Regions from separate parts of the Homo sapiens genome. Here regions 2 and 3 are each linked to region 1. Evidence: read pairs that join two places in POLR2A ChIA-PET (ENCODE). Cell type or tissue: CD4-positive, alpha-beta T cell. All regions are shown on one strand.

Region 1 (5,000 bases):
TCATTGCCATTACCTGCATTTGCACCAAAATTTGAACTAGAGACAAGCAATATATTTTAGTTTGGGTAAGAGCAAAGTAACAGGCTAAAGGAGAGAGTTTTTCAGGAAGTTAAATGTCTTTTCAGTTATTAAGCAGCTCTGCAAGTAATCCATTTCAGTAAAACTGACGAATGATCGCTAAGCCTCATATACAACACAATAAAATGTGTTGTAGAAAAAATAATATAGAGGCTCATGGGTACACTATTGAAAAAATAGTTTACTAATTAAAAGCTTCTCTTTTAAGTAGTAGATCCTCTGTTTTGTGAAGTGTTTGTTTACAAGTCATTAAATCTAGCTACCACCTGACGAAGAAGTTTTCTGGGGGGAATCCGGAGGGGAAATAAAGCCAAAAGCAATGTGATGCAAATGTAAAGAATGAAAGGCCACCTGGAAGAAAGATAAAGTAGCCATAAAGTAGCTGTCAGATCTAACTCAGTATCCTGCCGCACTACTCAATTATGAAGGTATAGATACTGCTGTACCAGGACATATTACAATCTGCAAAATGAGAGGTTAGACTATATGATCTCCGAAATTCTCTTTTAATTTCAGCATCTTATGATTCCATGTAAACCATTTGATTTTTCTTCTTGTCTCATTTCTTGTCTTCTTAGATAAAGAGGACCAAACATTCTCTACCTCTTGGGGTAGTCTGGTTTTGGAAGATGGGGAATAGCTAAAAGTTTGTGTTTCCCTGACATTTAAATGACACAGTAGTCAGAACTCTCCGTCCCTCAAGGGCCATGTAGGGCTGCACTCCTTCCAAGAAGCCCGTCACCCACACCCGTGACCACGGGCTCCTGCTCTGTGCTTCTGTGGCACTTGTTGTCTGGCTTCAGCATTTCTTCTGTGCTGCTTGGTATTTTACTACATGTGAAGGTCTTGCACCATCGACTACAGTGGAAAACTCCTTACAGTCAGGGATCTTGTTTTGTACTGACTTTCCATTTCCAAGTGATGGTCCTGGAACTCCTTTCCCCTTTATGTCACACTCAGCCAGCAAACACCCTCCATCCTGAAGAACGCCTGTCATCCTGTCTCTGCACCTGCACCCTGGGGTTGAGCTCTGCCAGAATGAGGAATGTCATCCACAAGTTCACTTGGTTCCTGTACGTGAACCATCACAAACTGTGGATGACGCTCAGCTCTGCCCGGAAGCCCAGCCTCCTGTCTCTATTTAAACTTGTCCATCCACATTCTGCAGTCCCCTTTTTAAGCTCTCTGTGTTCTCTTTAACCTTTGAAGTCCTCAGCCTGCTTCTCACTCTTAGCAGGTGGCCATGGCCCTAATCCCCAGAGAAAATAGGAGCCAGTGGTCGGGAGCCCCATCTTCCCTCCATCAGTTCTGCTCCCTCCCCATGACACCTATCTCTTTTCCCTCCTGTGAACAGGAAAGTCGCTTCCCTCCTCAGAGCCTCTCCTTCCTGCATGCCTGAATCCCATCCCCTCCCACTTTCTCGAGAAGTGCTACGGAATGTCCCTTCTCTGTCAGGTCCTCCCTCTGTCCCTCATCCCTCTTCATCTCGCTCCTGTCCTTCCCTGCCAGGCTCCTTAGAAATCAGCCCTGTGCAGTGCCAGCATTTCCTTAACTCAACTTAGTCTGGGTTCCATTGCTACACTCCACCGAAACAACTCTGCCAAGGTTGCCAAGGACCTCCTGTGCCGTTCAATCTGGCTGACATTTCCCAGTCCCTGCCTTCTCAAAAGCATCATGATCATCCCATAGCATGTTTGAACCCCCTTTTCCCTTCACTCCCATTGGGTGGCCCTGTGCTTTTTCACTTCCTGCCTCGATGGCAGTTTTCCCCTTTCTCATCCTCTTCTCCAGGCTTGGAAACATTCCCGTTCTTGAAGACTGCTTCTCCGCCTTCCTCCCCATCACACCGGCCCCTCTCCAGGTTACCTCATCCACTCCTCTGGGGAGCTAATGTCTGATGCACAGATACACACATTTTTATCTCTTGCCCCTGCTGCCCCTGGGAACTTCAGACCCACCTGTCCACGGCCTACCTGACATTGACACTTAGATGTCCCAAGAGCGCATGAAGTTTAACAAGCTCAAAACTGAACTCTTCTCTTAAGATGCATTGTGCCAGTCGTTGGACCCACCAGCTTCCCCCGCATGCATGCAGCATTCCCTCCATCTTTCCCTACATTTCTAGTCTGTCATCATCAAGCCCCATAGATTTCAGCACTTCAGCATGCCGGAGTCTCTCTGCTTCTTTCGTTTCTGCTGCCGCCTCCGCCCTCTGCTGAGCTGCTCTCCTCTGTCTGGTGCAATTCTACAGCAGCCGCTTCCCGGTGCTCCTGGGCCTGTTGTTCATCCCTTTCATGCCACGCACCTTGTCTATTTCTGCACTGTTTTCCCATTAACAGTGTCCCCTCCTCTCTAGGACTCGCCTTCTTCCTGGAAGCCCTGTCCACCTGCCCTCTCCTTTCTCCACGAGCCATTGCTGCCCAGGGAAGCCTCACATGCCTCCCCCATCTGGCCTGGGCCTTTTCCATACTTGCTCGTAGCCCATTGTGCTTCTCCCTCCTGACTCTGTCATTGTTAGAGTTCAACACTTGGGGCAGTTCTTCAGTTAATGTGTCTGCCCCTCTGGACCATAAGCCCCAAGAGGACAAAGACTGGTGTCCGAGCTGTGCCCAGCACAGAGTGGACTCTTAAAGGTTGTGCTGACGCGAGGATGGGTGGGGAAGGAAAATCAATAAGGAAAATTCTCAGTTTACTCATTCCATGTTGGCTGAAGTTTTCATATTTTCTCCACAAAACATGTTCCAGAGCAGGTACCATAAAGCAAAAGGATGCAGAAAGTTTCTGGTTTCCTGTTTCCTGTCTGAGAAGACTCTCTTAAGTGATACTGATTTAAGCAGCCTGAGGAGGCATCAAAGCTTTGGAGGATCTGCTGAACACATCACGCGCATTTAAATAATCAGTGTCTGATCCCACCTCCACGTTGGGTTTCGCTTTCTCTTGTTCCACAAGATATCGAAGTGCTGATTGAGTTGGCATCCAGCTTCATTCGCATTGTGTTTATTATCACAAGACTTGGATTTCCATTATGATTTTCTTTTTCTGTTATTTTTCAAACTTTGATATTCCACTGATAGCATAAGGATACATAAACTTTAATTTTTCATAGATATACTCTGGGAATGACTTAGTATCATAAGATGCTTGAGTAAAGTGAACTGGAGAAGCTATATGACGTTAGATTCCTGTTTTTGTTCAGTGGGTTTGAGAAGCTAGCTGTCAGCTGTCACTATCATTCCTCTGTTGTGTTTGCCTTTTCTCTCTGGCCACCATTCCTTTCTTCTCTTTGCATTTGGCCTTCTTTAGTTTAACTACAGCGTATCTAGGTATGCTTTGAGTATTCTTACTTATATATTGCTTTGAGTATTCTGCTTTTTTTTGTTTTTTTTTTGTTGTTGTTGTTTGTTTTTTGTTTAACAGACATGGATCCACTCTGTCACCCAGGCTGGAGTGCAGTGGTACAATCACAGCTCACTGCAGCCTTGAAATCCTGGATACAAGTGATCTTCCTTCATCAGCCTCCTAAGTAGCTGGGACTACAGGTGCACACCACCACGCCCAGCTAACTTTTGTTATTTTTTTATTTGTTAGAGACGAATTCTGTTGCCTAGGCTGGTCTCAAAGTCCTGGGCTCAAGCAGTCCTCCTGCCTCAGCCTCCCAAATTGCTGGGATTACATATATGAGCTGCTGTGCCCAACTGTATCTACAGATTTATAACGTGCATTAATTGTGGAAAATTCTGAATCATTATTTTTTCAAATATAATCATCTTTTGTTCATCTTCTATTTCTGTATAATTTCTCACAGCTTAAAAAATTCTATATCTGATCATCTTAGTAACTAAAGTCTTGAAAATATTAATTAGTCGTTGCTGTCTCTGTGAGCTCATGTTTGATTGATCTTCATCTGTGGGAAGCCTGGAGGCCTGGCAGGGGTTGCTCTCCTCCGGAGATCATTTACATTTACTTCCACCAGGTGTTGGGGCCACTTTCAAAGGCTTCCTTCAAGGATCTCAGGTTAACGTTGAAGCCTTTGTTGAGCTCCCAGCTTTCGTTTGGCCCAAGTAAGTGTTGAAACTGGCATTTGTCCTCGGAGTCCCTCCTTTCAGGCTTGCTTAATGGTCCCCACACTCCCTGTGGATTAAACTCACTTTGGGGGAAGAAAGGTGTCTTGGAGATTGCCTCTACTGTCTGTGAACCCAGCAATGTGATTAAAAAAAACAAATAGCTCTATCAAGCAGCTCATTCTTTTGTTGTTTGCTTGTTTTGTTTTTGTAACTGAGAATCCTTCAGCGTACCTGCCTTCTATCCTACTGGAAGCATAAATCTTTGACATGGTTTTTATTGCTAGCAACAAGGAAAGTCAACATGCAAAAATAGTTAACGAAGAGAAAGTTCAGGTTTTTCAAAATTGTGTCCAAAGCTGTCCCTTTCATTCACTGGAACTTGATCTTACCCTTTGTCCTTTGGAAACACATCTTTGCTTTTGTTCTTGACTCATGTCCAACCCACCTCCTTCTCTTGTAGTCCTGGGACCACGTGTCTTCTTCCTTCCCTGAATGGAGGTTCTTCTTTTGGTAAATTCATGCCCCACCCCAATCTTTATTTTTAAACTTAGTTCCTGTAAGGGAAGTAAAGAGCACACAGATGAGTTCAATATATAAATCACGTCCATTAATCCAACAAATATTTACGTGAAAAATTTAAAAGCTTTCTTTCTCAGATAACATTTTCTTTACAGAAGGAAGTTGTCCTGGACATGTGACCAAAGGGTCTGTGGGATGAGGTTGTGGAGGGAAGGTAGGGAGAGTGGATGGGCAAGAAGCAGGGACAGGTGGCATGAGGATTGACTCTCCCTCACCACTGCCGTCCGGTGGCCACCATGGACCCAGCATCAGACAGACATAAGAAGTGGGAATGAGGAA
Region 2 (5,000 bases), 70 kb before region 1:
GAGACACTGGAAAGATTTTTAGTGGGTGGCATCCTATAGACCAGGGATTGTTTTGATGCCAGGGAGCTCGAGCTGATACTGGACATTGGAAGGTGTGTCAGGTTTTCTGATAGACAAATTATGTTTCACTAATAGAATGTTTTGTTTGAGGTAGGGAATATTTTTAAGAGGACAAGGAAAGCCAATAGGTATATTTTTAAAAATTATGAACATATATGTATAAGAAACAGTATAATGAAACAAGCGCATTACAAAGAATAATGATAAAACACATTGTGTGTTAGCTTTTGGCAGAAGGAATATAAGCTTAAAAGTTTTTTAAACAACTTTCTTTGGCAAAAGAAGTAGAGGCAGTGGCAATCAAAGAAAAAATAAGGGATTCAGACAAAGCGTACCTAGTATTAACTGTTAGTACCACAGATACTAATGCTGGTTTTTAATTAAAACGACCCAATCAGTAATGTCTTTGAGATTGCCTAAATTTACATTTTGCTCTCAAGTATTTTTAAGTCATAAAACAGCAAGCCAGTGGGGAAAATAAACTGAAAGATGGTTTGCCACAGGCCTGAAACTGTGAGTGGGGAAGTTGGCATACTAAATTGTAATACAGACAGATGTGAGGTAATGCATTTAAGGGGGGGAAAAAGACTACATTCTACACACAAAGTAATGGGCTCCAGGCTTCTTGTGAGTATTTCAGATAGGAATCATTCAGTTTCTAATGGGTATTTGGCCGATGTGGTGCTTATTGTAGCCAGGAACGTTCCGGGCAAGGAAGCGCTGGGCGATTCCAGGAGAGATATAAAGAAAATATTTCAAGATCTGACACACTTTGAATTGTGTGTGTGTGTGTGTGTGTGTGTGTGTGTGTGTGTGTGAACTGCTTGGTAGGAAAGCTACAAGAGAGACTGGGAAAGGCTAAGGGAGGGGCGACTGAAAGAGGTACCAAACCATGAGAAGAAATTACAGTCAGGAGGGACGCTGCAGTCTGGAAAGATGAAGCTGTGATTAAAAACCATGATAAACACGTGCTCAACAGACTTCTTTATCAAACCCTGCAGAAGGGAACAGAAGAAAGCAGTTGCTGCTTGAGGGGGAAAGTTAATGGAAGAAGAAAATAACTTGTTTTCGACAGTTGACAAAGCAGTTTCACCTTTGTCATCTCACCTGACCTGTACCCAGCACTGAGGAGAAGGCTGGGGACAAGTCATTATTCACATTTGACAGATGAGCAAACAGATCAGAGTAAGTGACTCGGCTAAGTCCACACTGTCAGCTCTGCGGTCAGGATCAAACCTGGCTCTGACTCAGGTCCCCTTGCACTTGGCCCACCTCTGAGTTGCGAAAACTTGGGGTCTGTACCACAGCATGGAAGACTTAGGATCACTGTGAAAAACTGTGACTTAAGATCACAGTGAAAAACGGCAAATGCAAATACTGTTAAAGCCTTGACTCGGTGGTATGAGCAGAACTCATAAGAGTTGAGTCAGAGAGCAGTCCAGGTGTCTTCAGCTCAGATAGCTGCCCTTGCTAGAGAGGCTGCTGGTTGAACAGTAATTTATCAGCTTGATCCAACATAAAGTTTCTTCATTTTTATTTATACTGTACTGTCGTGTCAGCTGTTTTTGTTGTTGTTGTTGTTGTTGTTGTTTTTCTTTTTCTTTTCTTTTTGGCTTCAGAAATGGCCTCAGCTACGCAAAAATAAAGAAGGATCTGAAAGATCAGTCTTGTTGTAAAGAAGACAGCAGGTGACATGGTAGATGACCGCACATTGTTCATTCCCAAGGTCATGGGTAGTGCCAGGATTTTCAGACGCAAATGATGCATATGTAAAGATGACTGGACCATCTGTGTCTCTTCAGATCCTGTTGCAATTACCAAGTGTTCCCAGCAAGGGTTAATGTGGTGTGTGAACCTGACTAACCTCAGGTTCTAGTTCTCCCTCCCTGAGTAGAGAGTCTAGGAGCCAAGTTCAGACTGGCTCAGTCTGGAGGAATTCACAAGTGAGGCAGGTTTAATGGAAGAACAGATACTCTGAGGTTTTGGAGGGCCTGTGATGTGCTTGTCAGCGGGTTCCTGCTTCTGCCACCCCCACCACGGAGCACCAACCATGTGGTTTGTTCTTTGTGTACTTTGTTAGCTAAACTCTCAAGTGTCAAGTTGATGGCACTTTTTTTTTAGGTTCATGGACACTGTTACTGTCCAATAATTTGTAAGTCAGCAATGCTTTGTTTTATCAGTAAAATAAAACACTATATTAGGAATAGCATGATCAGAACAGGGTGGTTTCCTAATTTTTAGATTGCTGGCCTTTTCTAGAAAATAAAGGCAAGGTGTGCATACTTGAGGTTTGAGGGCTACCATTGCCTCCTGGCAGAGGAAATGAGTAGGCCTGATAGTTGCTAGGTTAAAAAGAAACAGTAGTTGAAATACTGAGAAAAGTTTAATGAAAAGTAACTTTGGCTCTTAAGTAGAACAGTTTGAGGACAGTGAAAAATTCAGTAGCTAAGGGTTGTGTGCTCTCTACACAGGGATGGTGTGTGGATTTGTGGATAAGGTATGCAACAGAGTACTCCTCTTTGAGCATTTTTATATCTTGAATTAACTATAGCACAGGAGTTGGCAGACTATGGCTTGTGGGCCAGATCTGGCCCGCTGCTTGTTTTTGTGTGGCCACGAACTAAGGATAGTTTTTACGTATGTACAAAAAAAAAAATGGTTTTCTAAAAAAGTATTTCATAATGTGAAAATTCTATGAAATTCAAATTTCAGTGTCTGTAGATAAGTTTGATTGGAACAGAGCCACACTCATTTGTTTGCCAGTTTGTAGCTGCTCAAACAGCAGAGGTGAGTCATTGTGACAGAGACTGTGTGGCCCGCAGAGCCTAGAATTATTTACTGTCTAACCCTTGCAGGGAAAGTTAGTCAGTTTCTGCTACAGTAAAATATTGCTGGTAGCTGAAATTAGGAGTTTTCACCTCTTTTCCTGCGTTTTATTTTTTAATTTTAATTTAATTTTATTTATTTTATTTTTTTTTAGAAATAGGGTCTTGCTCTGTCACACAGGCTAGAGTACAGTGGCGCCATCATGGCTCAATGCAGCCTCTACCCCCCAGGCTCAAGGCATCCTCCTACCTCAGCCTCTTGAGTATGTGGGACCACAGGTGCATGCCACCACACCTGGCTAATTTTTAAAATTTTTTGAAGAGACAAGGTCTCACTGTGTTGCCAAGGCTGGTCTCAAACTCTGAAACTTAAACAGTCCTCCTGCCTGGGCCTCTCAAGGTGATGGGATTACAGGCATGAGCCACTGTGTCTGGCTGAGAAGCCAGGTCTTGAGAAGCCAGGTGGCTCAGAAGGCCTAGCTGACAGTGTAGGGGAGACAGAGGTCCCCTCCAACCTCCCTTTAGCTCTTAGTGGGCTCTTCAGCTGGATCTAGAAGTCAGGTTGACATCAGGCAGATTAATAGGAGAAAGGAATACAAATTTTCTTAGTGTTACTTGCACCTGGGAATCTTTAAAAGAGTGAAATCCAAAGGAATTGGCCAAAGCAAGACACTTTTATGCTGAGAACGATACATTTGAGAAGAAATGACAAGAAAAAATCTGGGGCAGTACATTTCTAGGGGAGTCACTGGGAGGATACATGGGGAGTATAAAACAGGTAGAAGATAAGGGCTACTTCCAGAAATTTCCTTATTCAGGTTAGTTGCATCTTCCAAACCCTAGTCTCTGGGATAAGGGCTATTTTCTCGCCTGAATAGGTGAGGGGCCCCTCCCAAAGGAATCTTTGTGGCTTGCTACATGCAGGAAGACCCAGGTCACCTGGCTTGTTGGGGTCAAGTTGGAATCTACAACTTTTTCAGTGTTTTCAGCTCACACTAATCAATATAAAAATCCGGCATATTTTGGGATGGCATGTCCTTCACTCTTTGAACAACATCACCAAGACCTCAATACATGTGTAGGGTCACCTTGGATCACCAGCCCTCGCTGAGCTGTCGCAGGAACACAATGTTGAGCCTCCTTGAGTTCTTGACCCATGTCATTATGAGCCAATAAAATGGCAGTGGTTTTAAGCCATGAAGTTTTGGGGTGTTTTTTACGCAGTGTTACTTAACTGAAAAGGACTAGGGATGTATGCTAGCCTTTTTATTGTCATTCATGACAGAGGGAAAATACCCTCTCATCCAGGATGTTAGTAAAGAATGTAGTTAAATCCTTCTGCCACTTGAGTTCCTGGTACGTGTGGCTCATCTAAGACATTAAATGCTATTTTTATGATTATAAAAACAATGCATGCTTATTGGAGAAGATTTAGAAAAGGATAGAAAATTCTAAAGCACAATATTTAAATTACTCATAATTCGGCCATCTAAAGATAATCACGATTAATACCAGCCTTTTCTTTAAAAATATATTCTTGTTTTATAAAATTTATTTATAGTTTTGTACTCTGCTTTATTCGTGTAGTAAACAAGCATATTTCAAAAACATAATTTTTAATGACCACAGCAGCCCATTTAAGTGGATTTAAAAATCCACATAATTCAAAAGTAGTGCATGGTCTTCATTTTTTGTTTCTAGGTTTGCTAGAGTATTTTTTTTTAAAGGAATCCTTTTTAAAGACAGCTTTATTGAGATATAATTCACATATGATATAAAGTGTACAATTCAAATACCATTTAGAATATGCAATTCATTGCTTTTTAGTATATTTACTAAAATGTATATATTTTTATATACTATTTAAATATAGGGGTTGTATAACCATTCTCAATCTAATCTTAGAACATTTTCATCCTCTCTAAAAGAAACCTAAACCTTATTTCCCCCAACCCCTACCCCCAGCCCTAGGCAACCACTAATCTGCTTCCTGTCTCTGTAGATTTGTATGTGGGCTTTTGTGACTGGCTTTGTTCATTTGGCATAAGGTTTCCAAGGTTCATCCACATTGTACCTTGTAACAATACTTAATTCCTTTTTATGGGGGTCAAGGCA
Region 3 (5,000 bases), 54 kb before region 1:
CTTCTATTTATAACATTGAATTTTCAGGAAAATGCATTCTGAGTTCCAAATAATGAGCTTAGAGCTTTACTTTTGAAATACAGCCCAATTGTATGTTGAGAGCTGCCTACCCTGTAAGCCAATGAAGGGTTTTTATTTTGTATGATATTTCAATATGATCCAGAAGCATCTGGTTTATCTAGCATACCATTAAAAAACAAACAAACAAAAAAAACACTGTGCTACTTAGCCAGGAGAGGTCTTAGTTTTGCTTTGACTTCAGCCCATTGTCTTTTTAGTTGGTGATAGTCTGTGATGAAAAGGCCTACTGGGAAACGTTGAGAGAATCTTTTAAAATTTTAATGCAGGGAATTTTAAAGACCAGTTTAAAAAATACTACTTAAGATTGGGCGTGGTGGCTCACGCCTGTAATCCTAGCACTTTGGGAGGCCAAGGCAGGCGGATCACGAGGTCAGGAGTTCAAGACCAGCCTGGCCAACATAGTAAAACGCTGTCTCTACTAAAAATACAAAAATCAGCTGGGATTGGTAGCACGCGCCTATAGTCCCAGCTACTCAGGAGGCTAAGGCAGGTGAATTGCTTGAACCTGGGAGGCGGAGGTTGCAGTGAGCCGAGACCATGCCATTACAGTCCAGCCTGGGTGATAGAGTGAGACTCTGTCTGTCTTTCTGTCTGTCTCTCTCTCTGTCTCTCTGTCTCCCTCCCTCCCCCTCTCTACACACACACACACACACACACACACACACACACACACACACACACACACAGAAGTTCACTGAAAACTTCAGGATTTTCTGTGGCTAAGAGTCCTTTCAATCATGAAAGTATTATTTACTTCTAAAACTTTTTGGAGGACTTTTAAAATTGTTACAAAGTTTTTTTCAAAATCCTCTTTTTACAAGTATTAGTTTCTGGGAAAAGCTGGAAGACATCTATTTTCTAGTTAAAAAATAAAGGCAAAGGATTCATTTTCTAAGAGAATTTTAATTTTATAACCTCCCAGATTAATGTCTTGGTGTATAAATGTGTATCTCATGGAATGTGACATGAGAAGCACGTCATTTGTTAGGTGCTAAATTTGTTTTTACGATTATCGATTTTATAAGTGATCTTCAGTTTGTTGAAGAATGAGTAAAACCACATAGATATTACTTTCCCACTTTAATCTTTTGGATGAAAGCAACACATTCAAAGCCAAAGGACTTAGAGTGAAATCTTAAGGTGTTTGCTACCATAATTCTAATTTGGTATTCATAAAAAATTATGTAATATTTCAAGACTTAACGTGCTCTGTTTGAATACACACATCAAAACTCTGTGGTTGCTTTCTTTTTTCCACTTGAGAAACTAAATTAATTTAAAGCTAGTTTGTGGAATATAATTGAACACTAGTTATTTTAATTTCCTTGCTACTTGATCAAGATCTTGCTCTTTTAAGCATCATGTGAAACCGTTAGTACCCACTTTCACCTGGCAAAATAAGGCATTTTACATGATCAGGGCAAATATTTTTCTGACTCTGATGAAGGACTTCTGTGCCAGTCAACACATTATTATTTTTACAAAGTTATAGTCTGTGAGTTGGAAATGTGGGTATTTTTTTCTTTCCATGTTATTTGCTATAGTTATTAATATTAATTGGAAAGTGATTGTTATTAAGCAGGTAGTGAATAGATTCACCTGCCCTTTTTACATGTGCCTCATAGAATGGCATCGGCCAATGATTAACTTTCTTGCAGAGATGTGGATGTTGGTTGTTCTGATGCTATATTGGTATATTATTCCTATCGGTATAGGACTATTAAAAACTTTCTACAAATGTAATGGGAAAATGTACGTTCGGGGAGCAAAGGGGTAGTAGGGCTTATCAAATGCAAGTGACTACTGGGAGAGTGCTGTTTCAGATGAAGCCTGCAGAAAGAAAAAAAGAAATGTAGGTGCCGGAAACAGTGCAGGGAGAACTTAAGAAGAACCGCAGTTGGGGTTTGTGCAGGCTGAAGAAAGCATTTGATGATAAGCCAGCTGCAGGATGTTGACACAGGGGCTGTGTTAGCCTGGGTGTTTGGAATTGCCTTCTGAGTAGAATTTTAGAGCTGTTCCTTGGTTCTACTTAAGTATTTGATAATATCTTTTGGGATCGATAATTTTTCAAAACAGGCTTCCTAAATTAATGCCTTCCTGCTGCATAAAAAGCTGTTCCTTTTCTTTGGTAGATTGGGAAAAGAGCATTGAAAGGTCATGGTTTCTCCCGTGACTTTTATATGAGGGTACGTTTTTCTCCCCCTGGAGTTTAGATGGCCATCATAAAAACTGGTTGATAATCAGTAAGTTATACAATATACTTTAAAGGCATTGTAGCTCTCAACATTTCTCAGATATTTATTTTGAAATTCATGGTGGAAGAATTTGTGTAATGTATTCTTTTCTGTGTTTCCCTATGTAATATTGGTAAAAGCATTATTGGGAAACAAGGAGAGTAATGAAAGTAGCATCAAAACTTATTGGAGTTAGGGGAAAATAATTAAAATGTGTTGTATTAGATTTTTTCCTAAAGATAGGTGGCAAGGCAACCTTTCCTTGGTCAAGTTTATTAGAAACCTATTTCAGACATTGTAGAGAATGTTGTATGTTTATATAGCATTCCTGGAAAGCCATCTGAAAATAGTAATCAAAATTAATATATATGGCCTTTGATCTCACAGTCCCACTTCTGATAATCTATCCCATAGAACTAAAAGTACTGATTAGTAAAACTGTGTGTGTGTATATATATGTATATATATGTATGTGTCTGTGTGTGTATGTATATATATGTGTATGTCTATATATATAAATATATTTATAGCATCATAGTATATTGCATCTAAACATTGGAAACAGGCCAGGTGCAGTGGTCTCACATCTGTAATCCCAGCACTTTGGGAGGCCAAGGTGGGAGGATTGCTTGAGCCCAAGAGTTTGAGACCAGTGTGGGCAACATAGTGAGACACCATTACTTTTTTCTTAAAAAAAAAAAAAAAAAAAAAAGCCAGGTGTGGTGGTGCACCTCTGTAGTTTCAACTACTTGGGAGGCTGAGGCAGGAGGATCTCTTGAGCCCAGGAGGTTGAGGCTGCAATGAGCCATGATAGTGCCACTGTACTCCAGCACGGGTGACAGAGTGAGACCCTGTCTCAAAAGATACAATGGAAACAAAGTGAATGACCTTCAGTAGTGGAACAGCTAAATAAATTATAGTGCGTTCACTCTCTGAAGTAATATAATTAAAAGTGAGCTAGACCAGTTGTGTAGGAGGGATCTGTATGATGTAGTTTAGGAAAAGGCACATTCAGAGAAATATATGTAATAGGATTTCATATTTTTAAAACGCAAAGCATTTCTCTTGTTGCTTTTGTCATCACACATACCAACCAAGCTGCGCACCTTGGCTTGTTAAGGCTTGAAAGTCACAGGTTGGTTAGAGGGAAAAAAGTAAAGTGATGAAGACAGACATCATAGAGCCAGTTTTTCATTTATGTAAAAATGTATGTGTGTGTGTTTGTATATGAATGTATTAAATATATCCATAAAGATATGTATACAAAAATCAAAATATTGTGGTTATCTTGGGTATTGCTATTACAATAATGTTATGTTTTTTTCCTTATTTTTCTCTATTTGAATTTTTTTCAAGGATCCTGTGTTTATATAATGTGAAAGGAAAATAAAACTTTTCATGGAGTGGGGGACAAAAGAACAATGATGTCCAGTTTTCCATTTTGTGTTATTAGTATTCTAATATAAACCTCAAAGTTTTAATGAAATCTGCTAATTCACCCAAACAGAGTTCTCACTTTCAAATGTAATATATTTTAAGACCTAGAAGATGTCTGTGGCTCTGTGGTAGTACTTCGTACTGAAAGCATACAGCTAAATGTTTCTTTTATGTTGAAACTCTAGGACATTATTTATTAGCATTAAAAAATAAAAGTAAAACATTTTGGATTGTAGAATTTTTGTTTAAAAGCATGTATATACCAAATAGAAAACAAAGGGCTTAAAGACTAATAGATTTAACCACATAAGAGCGAAAACTTCTTTTATCAATGCTTATCATAAGTAAGATCAAAAGAAAAAAATGGAGAAAAATTGGCAAGCATAAAGGCATACTATTGTGTGTGATCACCAAGAAAAAGTAATTCTGTAGAAAATGGAATTAAAAAAACCATGAAGAGGAAAAACCACAGATAAAAAATATAAATAGCCAGGAAACATAAATATGTTCAGTCACAGTAGTTATCCATGTAAATTAAAACAACAGTTACACATTGCTGATGAGAATGTAATTTAATAGTCTTTCTGAACAATAGTTCGTGTATGTGTGTATGTGTGTGTATATATATATGTGTGTGTGTGTGTGTGTGTGTATATATATATGTATATATATATATGTATATATATATGTATATATATGTATATATATATATGTATATATATATATGTGTATATATATGTATATATATATGTATATATATATATGTATATATATATGTATATATATATATGTATATATATATACGTATATATATATATGTATATATACATATGTATATATATATATATGTATATATATGGAGAGAGAGAGAGAGCCTTAAGTGGGCATACCCCTGACCCTAGTAATTCTTCCTCTAGGAATTTATTATGATTTAGCTAATTAGGAATGTCTTTTTAGAAGAATGTATATACAGTGATATTTATCATGCAACTCTGTTGATAATGGCCAAAATGGGGGGAAAATTGTGAATGCACAACAGTGAGATTAAATGATGGTGTAGTTACACAATTGAGTCCTATGTCATTACAAATCATGTGACTGTGTATTTATGTGGAATATTAATGTAGAATTAATTTGCAAAATAGTATGTTTAGTGTGCTTTCCGCTTTTATAAAAATATTTATGGAACACTGTATAGAAAAATGTCTAGAAGAATATATATCAAAAACATTTATAGTGACTATCCCT

The links. ChIA-PET counts read pairs that join two places held together with the same protein. Peaks named below come from ENCODE experiments on the same cell type or tissue, not always from the same donor. Only the 100,000 strongest peaks of a DNase experiment are listed, where the experiment ranks them.
Region 2: POLR2A ChIA-PET joins it to region 1 with 33 read pairs; 15 of 35 experiments call an interaction of 5 or more read pairs at or near these places.
Region 3: POLR2A ChIA-PET joins it to region 1 with 27 read pairs; 14 of 35 experiments call an interaction of 5 or more read pairs at or near these places.

Annotation. Positions count from the first base shown.
Region 1 is chr10:22,609,882-22,614,881 of GRCh38, reverse strand. All of the region lies in intron 1 of PIP4K2A (phosphatidylinositol-5-phosphate 4-kinase type 2 alpha), which reads left to right. Among named protein-coding and RNA genes, the nearest start is that of PIP4K2A, 100 kb to the left of the region's middle. RefSeq lists an enhancer at 3,803-4,337. In CD4-positive, alpha-beta T cell, no CTCF peak of the experiment used is centred here; DNase peaks (open chromatin) are centred at 2,291, 2,961 and 4,057; H3K4me3 peaks cover 1,809 bases; H3K27ac peaks cover 4,299 bases.
Region 2 is chr10:22,679,714-22,684,713 of GRCh38, reverse strand. The region is part of intron 1 of PIP4K2A (phosphatidylinositol-5-phosphate 4-kinase type 2 alpha); the gene reads left to right. Among named protein-coding and RNA genes, the nearest start is that of PIP4K2A, 32 kb to the left of the region's middle. RefSeq lists enhancers at 661-730, 1,271-1,490, 2,231-2,350. In CD4-positive, alpha-beta T cell, no CTCF peak of the experiment used is centred here; DNase peaks (open chromatin) are centred at 1,273, 2,033, 2,363, 2,843 and 2 weaker places; H3K4me3 peaks cover 1,574 bases; H3K27ac peaks cover 4,806 bases.
Region 3 is chr10:22,663,633-22,668,632 of GRCh38, reverse strand. The region is part of intron 1 of PIP4K2A (phosphatidylinositol-5-phosphate 4-kinase type 2 alpha); the gene reads left to right. Among named protein-coding and RNA genes, the nearest start is that of PIP4K2A, 48 kb to the left of the region's middle. In CD4-positive, alpha-beta T cell, no CTCF peak of the experiment used is centred here; DNase peaks (open chromatin) are centred at 1,322 and 1,982; H3K4me3 peaks cover 1,663 bases; H3K27ac peaks cover 3,113 bases.